2 separate regions of the Mus musculus genome follow, and region 1 is linked to region 2. Evidence: chromatin loops called from intact Hi-C (ENCODE). Cell type or tissue: gastrocnemius. All regions are shown on one strand. Each heading gives the region's core, and the rest is flanking DNA. Links, peaks and the distances in the headings are about the cores only. Region 1 overlaps Iqck (IQ motif containing K). Region 2 holds the start of Knop1 (lysine rich nucleolar protein 1).

Region 1 (4,388 bases), core at 315-4,314, 52 kb after region 2:
TCCTTCATAGCTACCTTTCCCCTGCCTCTCTTTGTTTTTATATAACTACATTTTTGTATAGCCTAATATATTGACAGTCTTTAAAAATGCTCTTCTGCACATAAACTTGAAAGTAGAGTGTTTATCATGCATAAAATGTGTGCCTTTATGAGGTTGATGATGCAGGGAAAGGAAACGTTCCATGTCAAGGACTGGTGTGGGATTAAATCACTCAAGACCCGTCTTAGTTAGGGTTTTACTGCCATTACCAGATACCATGACCAAGGCAACTCTTATAAGGACAACAATTAATTGGGGCTGGCTTATAGGTTCAGAGGTACCATCTGTTATCAAGGCAGAAGCATTGGAGCATCCAGGCAGGCATGATGCAGCAGGAACTGAGAGTTCTACATCTTCGTCTGAGGGCTGCTCGTGGAAGACTGACTTCCAAGCAGCTAGGAGTAGGGTCTTAAAGCTCATGCCCAGAGTGACACACCTATTCCAGCAAGGCCACACACACTCCAAAAAAGGCCACTCCTCCAAATAGTGCCACTCTCTGGGCCAAACATATACAAACCATCACAAGACCTAAGGATTCTTTCAGAAAAACAACGCTTCACTTAAACATGGGCATCTTTGATTTTTCTCCAAGCAAAGAATTACTTTAAGGATGCAGAACAGGCATGAGGCTGAAGCTCAGTTGGTAGAGTGCTTGCCTAGTGCGCATGAAGGATGCATTTATAGATCCAGTCCCCAGCACTGCATAGACAGGGTGTGATGGTGCATGGCTAACATCTCCGTACTCCAGAGGTGGAGGCAGGAGAATGACAAATGCAGAGTCCTTGGTTACTTTATACCTACATAGCAGGTCTCAAAAGAAGGCTGCAAAACAAAGGGCTATTTATGTCTTTTCTTTTTGCTGTTTTCTCACTTCTAGTTGATGATTATGATTTTCTGTAATTATAATACAACATAAATTATATTAAAACACAAGGCTTCTTTGCTTTGATTTTCTTGCTTCTGGGCACTTAACTTCCCATATCTCTCACTAGTGAGCTGGCGTTCGCTCTGCTGAGGATGGGGCCGGTCTGTCCAACAGCTGGAATCCCTGCCTACTCTGCTTGCTACCTAAGCCGTTCAGTCTGACATAATCTCAAGACTTTTCATCAGGAGAGACTTTTCTTTCCACTAGAGTTAGATCTTTGCTTTGTTTTTGTAGCTCTGGGGATCAAACTCAGGGCCTTAGGCATGCTAGATAAGTGCTCTGCCAATGAGCTACAGCCCTAGGCCTAGGTATGGGTCTCCTGAGTGACAATTCTTGAGTTGCTAAAAGCAATAAGATAATAAAATTGTGTCTGATAGAAAGCAGGCCTGAGAGATGGCAAGAGTCTGAGTACTGACTGACTGACTGACTGACTGACTGACATGCTTACTTCTTATCTGGCTATGTTGAAAGTCAATGCTATTCTTTTGAAGTTAAATGAGCACCCTTTCTTTCCCCACCCTTTTTTCCTTCAGCCATTTTGAGTTCAATTTCTGGTACTTGTAGATGAAAGCACCTCGATTGATATGTCCTCTTTCGTGATATTGCCACATACCCAGCAGTACTCTGTGGTAGTCAGCTTTCTCTAGGTGCTGCCACAGTAACAAATAGCCCTCCCCCCCCATTTCAGTGTTGTACACCACAGGTTTACTGTTCACTCTTTCATGCTGGATGCTTGTCATGTGGGCTCTGTTCTAAATTTCATTTCATCTTACAACCTCGGGGGAAGGAGCCTCACCGAGGAAGAAAACAATGGCTGAGCCATGCAGTGACAAACACTACTGATCACACGCTACTTGCTAGTGCAAGTCACAAGGCCAAGTTCATCCTCAGTGTAAGGAGTGACCCCAGCTTCCGGGAGGAGCCGAAAGCCATGCAGCGCAGAGCAGGGATGCCCAGATCCTCTCCAGGAAAAGGGTGACACTGGGGAACAGCGCTGAGGTCCACTGTGGTCTGGAGTGTGAGAGGGGCCTCTTCCCTGCCTCTCAGTGGGTGTGTCATACTGTATCTTCTGCTGGCCTTACCCTTATCTTCAAGCATATAGCATAAAGCCCTAATTCAACCAGGCAGTCAGAGGCAAAATAATTATCAGAATAGGAAACATTACGATTTTTTTTTCTTTAGCCAAAAAGTATTGCCCTGAGATTCAATCAGTGTCATTAGGAAAAAAAGAAATAGCAAATTGAGCTAGGAACAAAAGGGTCCGCTGCCCTTCTCGTCTCATGTCTCAGGGGAGAAGGCTCGTGAAAGACATCATTAAAACTGATGCCTTCAGTGAAGCCACTGTTGTGTTAGAAAAGAAAAGGTTGCCTTGGGTAAAGTGTGTTTTTCAGCCAAATTCTATCTTTGGACAAAATAAATAAAAAGGAAGAAACCCCACCATACTTTGATGATTAAAGGTATCTTATGACCACAAACTGAGGTGAAAACAGAATTGTCTCTGTGGCATCTGAGGACAAGTCCCGGCGGCATGACCATCTCTGCAGTGGAGTTGACAGAGGGACCAGGAACACTGGAGCTTTCAAGGTGGCCCAGGAAGCTCACACATTTGCCTCTGGTGTTCATAATACATGCTGGTTGGGCAGAAATTTTGTGGTCATGTCCTCTTGATAGGAAAAAAAGCCTTTCAATTAATTTTGTCTTACAGAGAGTATATTTCTGTCTCTGTCATCACCAAGGCCGGAGTCTCAGGGGACAGTCTGCCATCTTCGCTACTTGCTGTTTTATTTGTTTTCTGAGGGAGGCAGAAAGTGAAGCTGCTTCAGGGGGTTGGGCCCCATTGATTTGTGTAAGTCCTCAGTGACTCCTGTCACTGGCAGTTGGATGCACAGGTGGCCACTTTTCTAGGACACATGGCACCATTTCCCCTCCTCCTTCCTGTTGCTTGTGGATCTTGTCAGCATGAGCCAGCATGGCAGACACATCTGGGCTCCATGTCACCACCATTTACGAGATGAATGATGTATTGATTGCCGCTGGCTGCTTCAGAGTTACTATAAATGCAGTAGCTTAAAATCACACACATTTCTTTTATGAATTTGGAGGATCCAGTTGCCACATCAGTTCAGTGCCTTCTAGGAGCTAAGGGAAGAATCCTGTCCTGATGTCCCAGCTTCTGCAGGCCAATCCTTTGCTTGCATCTCTTACTTTTCCCTAGTACCTCACCTTCCTTCCTTCTCCTAAGTGGCTGTAGCATTGGGCCTTTTGGGTAGTCGGGATCATCTCCCCCATCAAGGTCTTGAGCTCTGCATCTGCAGTTCCTTGTGCTATGAGAGGAATTACATTCCAGGGTCTGGGGATTCAATGTAGAGATCTCTTTTGTTGTTGTTGTTTTACAAGACAGGTTTCTCTGTGTAGCCTGGCTGTCCTGGAACTCTGTCAGTAGACCAGGCTGGTCTTGAACTCACAGAGATCCACCTGCCCCTGCCTCCCAAGTGCTGTGATTAAAGGAGAGTGCCACCTGGCTTTGATGTAGAGATCTCAAGGGCACAGTGTTGGTAAGCTTTCCAGGGCTGTAAGGACTGTTAGAGGCTTCTAGAGGGAGAAACTTCACTTTGGTTCACACTATACCTTCCAGTTTGTGAACATTTGGCCTGTTGCTTTCAGCCTGTCCTTAAGCAGGGTTTCATAGAGGAATGTGTAGCTGAGCAAAACCACTCATCTCAAAGACAGACTATTACATGACTTCTCTTATATGTGGAATCTGGGTCTAAATACACATAAATAGACCACACACGTACACACATGGCATGTGCCTTAGTTTCTTGTTTATATGATAAAATCTCCTGACAAAAGCAACAGAAAGGGTTGATAATTTTCTGGAGGAATACAGTCCATCATGATTATTGTGACACTATTTTGTGATACTCATTCCTGAGGCAATGTGAGCAAACATCTGCTCACCACAGGCAACTGATGACAGATGAGAAAGTAAATGTGTTAGTGGAGGTGATAGCTACATGGAGGCCTTGGTGTGCAAACACCTCTCTGGGCTTGATATAACTATTGCTGACTTAAGTCAGCAGCTGGAACATTCCATGGGAAACCATTGGGGGACTCTTGGGAGCAGAGCTATTGACGTCCCCTTGTGGAGGTGGAGACTAGCAGGGCTCATGAAGTTCTGAGATACCCTCCCCAGTGTTACATGTGAGGTTAAAACAATGGGCTTCTTCATCAGTGCAGCCTTTCATGAGTCACCCAGGCTGGGGCGGGACCTTCTGTCGGTGTAGCTGCCTTCGAGTCACCCACGCTCCTGTAAATAACCCTACTAAACCAATGCGTTCATCCAGCTTGACTAATGGGATTCTTTCTTTGGTCTGCTAATGCTCCTACTGGCCTCTGTCTCTAGGATAAGTCATGTGACAGG
Region 2 (4,388 bases), core at 154-4,153:
TCTTTCTCTTGCTCAGTGATATCTCGGGGATCTGCACCTCATCCACATTGTTAGAAGGGGACGTGGCCCTCGGAGGAGAAGCGTCTATAAAATAATCATTACTGTTTAAGACTGAGTATTGAGTCTCTGGTTCTGAGACATTTGCAACCACTCTCTTTTTCTTCTTCTTCTTTTTCTTCTTCTCTGGGAGTTGTGGGCCCAGGTCTGCTTTCTGGGTCTTGCTGACCATTACTGAGAAGAAAAACAGAAATAATGCAGTTTACCATTCTACCCAGTCCCAGCCTGCGGTCCGAGAGAAAGGGAAACAGCTCCCATTCCTTGGGAGCAGGAGGAAAGACAATTAAATGGCAGGAAGTGCAAATGCAGATGGCCTTACATTCAAATCCAAACTCCTCACTCAGTTTGACTCTATCACCCCACCTCTCTGCACGTCACTTTCCTTTTCTGGAAGGAAAGAACACATCCATCCTCAGAGAGGTGCCGGGAAAGCCCAGAGAAAAGGCTTTGAGCACTTGATTCCTTGTCCACCATCTCCCTGAAACCTCCAGACAGACCTATATTCAACAGATATTTACCAAGCGCCTACTCAAGCCAGCACTGCAAGACACAGCTGTGATCAAGACTTTAGCTGGCTTCCATGACATTTTTTTTTTTTTAAAAACCAGATGAAGCAGAGAGAACATCCAAGCAGTCTTCCACCAGATCCAATAAATGGCACAGTTAATAGTCAGCTCTTTCCTCTGGCTCATTTGTCGAGTGTTCCTGCTCTAGGTCTACAAAGGAATCCCCCTGTTCCAACTCTTACCATCCCAAGCTACTTAAACAACGTGGCAAAGAGAGACAAGCCCCAGCCAGGACTCCAAACTCTTGGGTCAAATAGAAACACTGGTACACTTCCTTGCTTTATACCCTTGGCCCCTCTGGACTCCGGTTTTATCATCCATATAAAGGCTGAACCAGAAGGTACACAAGTTGGGCTATCTCAGTCTACAAGACAGCTGCAAGCACTGTCTTCAGTTTCAAAGTGACTGCTAGGAATTAACATGTGGCCATAACACATGGAAACCTTCATTACCTGGCTTTCCTCGGGAAAAACAGAAGCACTTACGACAAGTGGCCGGGGATTCAATACATGGCTTTCACTATGATCACCAGTATGCTTCTTGCTACTCTGTGGACTAGAGACAAAACATGGGAGGCTTCTAAGGAAAGAGGTGGAAATTAAGGGTCCAGGAGCTTCTCTATCCTGCACCTCTCCTTGGCTTCGGCGCTAACATGCTCCACAAAGGATTCAGCTTGCTCTGGGCAGCTTCAAAGATCTAGGCCAGACTTGAGCCATATCAAGTCCACTCTCACCTTGCTTTAGGCGCACACCTTTAATCCCAGCACTCCGGAGCCAGAGGCAGGCAGATTTCTGAGTTCAAGGCCAGCCTGGTCTACAAAGTGAGTTCCAGGACAGCCAGAGCTATACAGATAAACCAAAAAAAAAAAAAAAAGAAAGAAAGAAAGAAAGAAAGAAGATGCCCCCACAGACATGTATAATCTTATACACCAATATTATGGTGGCATTTTTCTCAACTCCATAATATTGAACATGGTTTTCCAGTTTGACCAATAGGATGGTAGAGTCAACCCTTGAGGCAGAAGTGGAGGGTGACTGGGCAGCTGGATGAAACAGCTGCCTTGATATAACTCACTCAGCATGTGTACTGTAGGGCTGAGGCAAGGAAGTCACTCTCGCCAACAGAGACGACATAAACAGGACTTCAGGGATGATAATTAACAAGAAAACATAACTGGGCCTCAAGACATACTGACTTTTAGAGGACATAGGAAGGGGACTCACAAAGGAGAGAAAGATACAAGTCCCGACAGGCCAGTATCAAGTAAGACCATGATGATTCTACAGGATTAGGGCCAGTGATCACGAAAAATAACCCGGACAAAAAGGTCCCAGGCGTCAGCTTAACCCACTTCTTTGTTTTGCCACTCAGCCAACAGCAACATACTCTTTTCCATCCCTTTAACTGTACTTCACTCGCGAGAAGTGGAACCGAACCTACACTGCATCACCTGCAAACACAAGCTTTCTTCAAAAGCGCCTTGTTTTTGAGACAAAGTTTGACTACGTCGCTAGGGCTGATCTGCATCCCGCGTGCCGGGGTTATAGACGTGGGCCACTATGCCCAGTGTGAAGGCACTCTTAAATTCCCGCGGCAGCAGTGGATAGGGTTAGTGTGACCAATAAGCCTCACAGGCCTCGGAGACTGTAACTCACTAGGTCTCAAAGTCAACAAGGTGCAAAACACGGACTCGAGCCAGAGGAGCGTGTGCTGCCCTCACCAACCGCAGGCTGCTTGCTAGCCAGGATCATCCCCATGCCTACTCCAAGGCGGGACGGCTTGGAGAGAAACCGAGGGCTGCAGGCGAGTTGGGGGTGACTTATCTTTGTTTTCCTCTCCCCCAGCGTGCAGCACCTTCCTCGGGGCCCCGCACAAACCACCCGCACTCACCTGGTTCGCTAGCAGGCCAAGCGTCCCCGCGTGAGCAGCCGCGCAGCCGCGATCCGGAAGTCAGCTTCGACTTTCTGGCCCGCCCCCTCGAAATCCTTCTCCTTCCGGGTCGCGGCCTCCCGGTGCCCTGGGTTGCTGTAGAAACCGCGTCCATGGCGGCGCCGAGACTTGTATCCAGCCGCAGCGTGCTGCGTGAGGAGGCGAGCGGCTCCGCGGATTCGCCGATCACTACGCGCACGCCGGTGCCCGCAGTGTCGCCCGGGTCTCCCGAAGTGCTCGTGTCACCCCCGCAGGTCGTCGAGCCGCCGGGGAAGAGCCTATGGGATCAGATCTGCGAGGGTAGGCGCCCCGCCGCTGGTCGGGCCGGGCGGGACGCGGGCGGGACCCGCCGGGACGCGCGTTCCAAGCCTCTGTGCGCCAGGCGGGTGACGCGCGCGGGCGGAGGAGCCGAGCCTTAGGCCCACACGCGGAGAAAGAGGTTGGCGTATGTCTTGGATTCCGGTGCGACCTCAGGCAACAGGCTCGCAGAAGGAAACCCGGTCAGAGAGTTGCGTAGTGTGAAGCTTCAGGGTAGAGACCCGGACCGCCCGCAGATCGCCCGAGGAAGCAGGGAATGAATGAACTCTGTAGACAGGCTCCGGTGATACTCAGGAAGTATTTTGGTGTGGACAAATAGATTTTGATCTCCACTTGCCCCAAAGCCTTTCTGAAGCCCCACAAGCAGGCTAGATCACTTGTTCCTTTGTAGCCCACGAACCTTGGTCATGGGGTCTTGTAATAGTCGTACAGCGGGCATAACAATGGTACCTATGTCGTGGTGTTAGGAGGTAGAACCACGTAGTCACAGATCCTAGGTTACAGGAAGAGTGTTAGTTTTCCTTCATTCCAAAGCCTCCAGATCTCAAAGGCAAGAGACACAGATTCATTCATAATAAGTCCGCTGTCTATCCCTTCTCCCTTTTCTCTCGCCTTTTTGGACTACAGACTGGCTTCCAGCTGAGTATCCTCCTGCCTCAGCCTTCCAGCTACTGAAAGATTTTCATTCTTGTGGCATTGGCTGTCCAATACAACACTAATAGAACGTTCAATAATCTGTGCTGTTAAATGGGTTTGGGGTGTAATTTGGGACTGGCAGACTAGAAGAACCAAATTTCTTATTTTACTTAATTTTGATAAATTTAAATAGCAATATTTATGGAATAGTTCCAGGTCAGTAAATGTTTCGTGAATGGAAACAGTGAATTTGTCAGTGTATAGAGGGAAAAATGGTGACTTGGAAGAAGTGGTGAGTTCAGAGGAAGAAGAGAAGAGTCAGTCAGTCCTCCCAGACCACAGGGCTTGCATTACTCCTTCCCTGTAACCTTTGCTTTAGAGAAAAGGTTTCACCCTGATGTTCTTGTAAGTTCTACCCTTAGGGTCCTTACCCGAGGAACTATCTGCAGCAATATTCAGGTGTCTATATACTTACTGTCTTTCACCCAGAGGATTCACTTTTCCAAGCCAATAGATCTTCATAGTACAGTTTATTGTATAGTTTGATACTTTTCTTATTGCTGTGAAAAATATCTGACAAAAGCAACTCAGAGACTTATTTGGGCTCACAGTTTGAGGATATGGTACATCATCCCAGTGGGGGCTCCTGGCAGCCGGTCCCGTTTGCATCCACAACTAAGAAACAGAGATGGATTCTGGGGCTCAACTCACTTCCTTCCTTTTATTCAGTCCAGGACCACTAGCCCACAGCAGTGTTGCTGCCCCGTCAAATTGGTAATATCACAAGTAGTACTGGGGAAGGTGCTCTTTGAGGGGGATAATTCCTACCTCACAGGGCTGTAGTGGGAACCAAGTGAGATAATGAGAAGATGCTCTGGACTT

The links. A loop is a pair of places that touch in the nucleus more often than their neighbours do. Peaks named below come from ENCODE experiments on the same cell type or tissue, not always from the same donor. Only the 100,000 strongest peaks of a DNase experiment are listed, where the experiment ranks them.
Region 1: a loop joins it to region 2, with 2.2 times the contacts of the local background. A loop is called at or near these places in 1 of 42 quality-filtered maps.

Annotation. Positions count from the first base shown.
Region 1 is chr7:118,904,949-118,909,336 of GRCm38, forward strand. The region is part of intron 6 of Iqck (IQ motif containing K); the gene reads left to right. Among named protein-coding and RNA genes, the nearest start is that of Knop1, 51 kb to the left of the region's middle. In gastrocnemius, for the core only: no CTCF peak of the experiment used is centred there; no DNase peak of the experiment used is centred there.
Region 2 is chr7:118,853,110-118,857,497 of GRCm38, forward strand. Knop1 (lysine rich nucleolar protein 1) reads right to left here and starts at 2,889. Exons shown (of 5, transcript NM_023197.3): 1 at 2,514-2,889; 2 at 1-231. The coding sequence starts at 2,667. Iqck (IQ motif containing K) reads left to right here and starts at 2,643. Exons shown (of 9, transcript NM_001374605.1): 1 at 2,643-2,852. The coding sequence starts at 2,666. In gastrocnemius, for the core only: no CTCF peak of the experiment used is centred there; a DNase peak (open chromatin) is centred at 2,637; H3K4me3 peaks cover 2,500 bases; H3K27ac peaks cover 2,162 bases.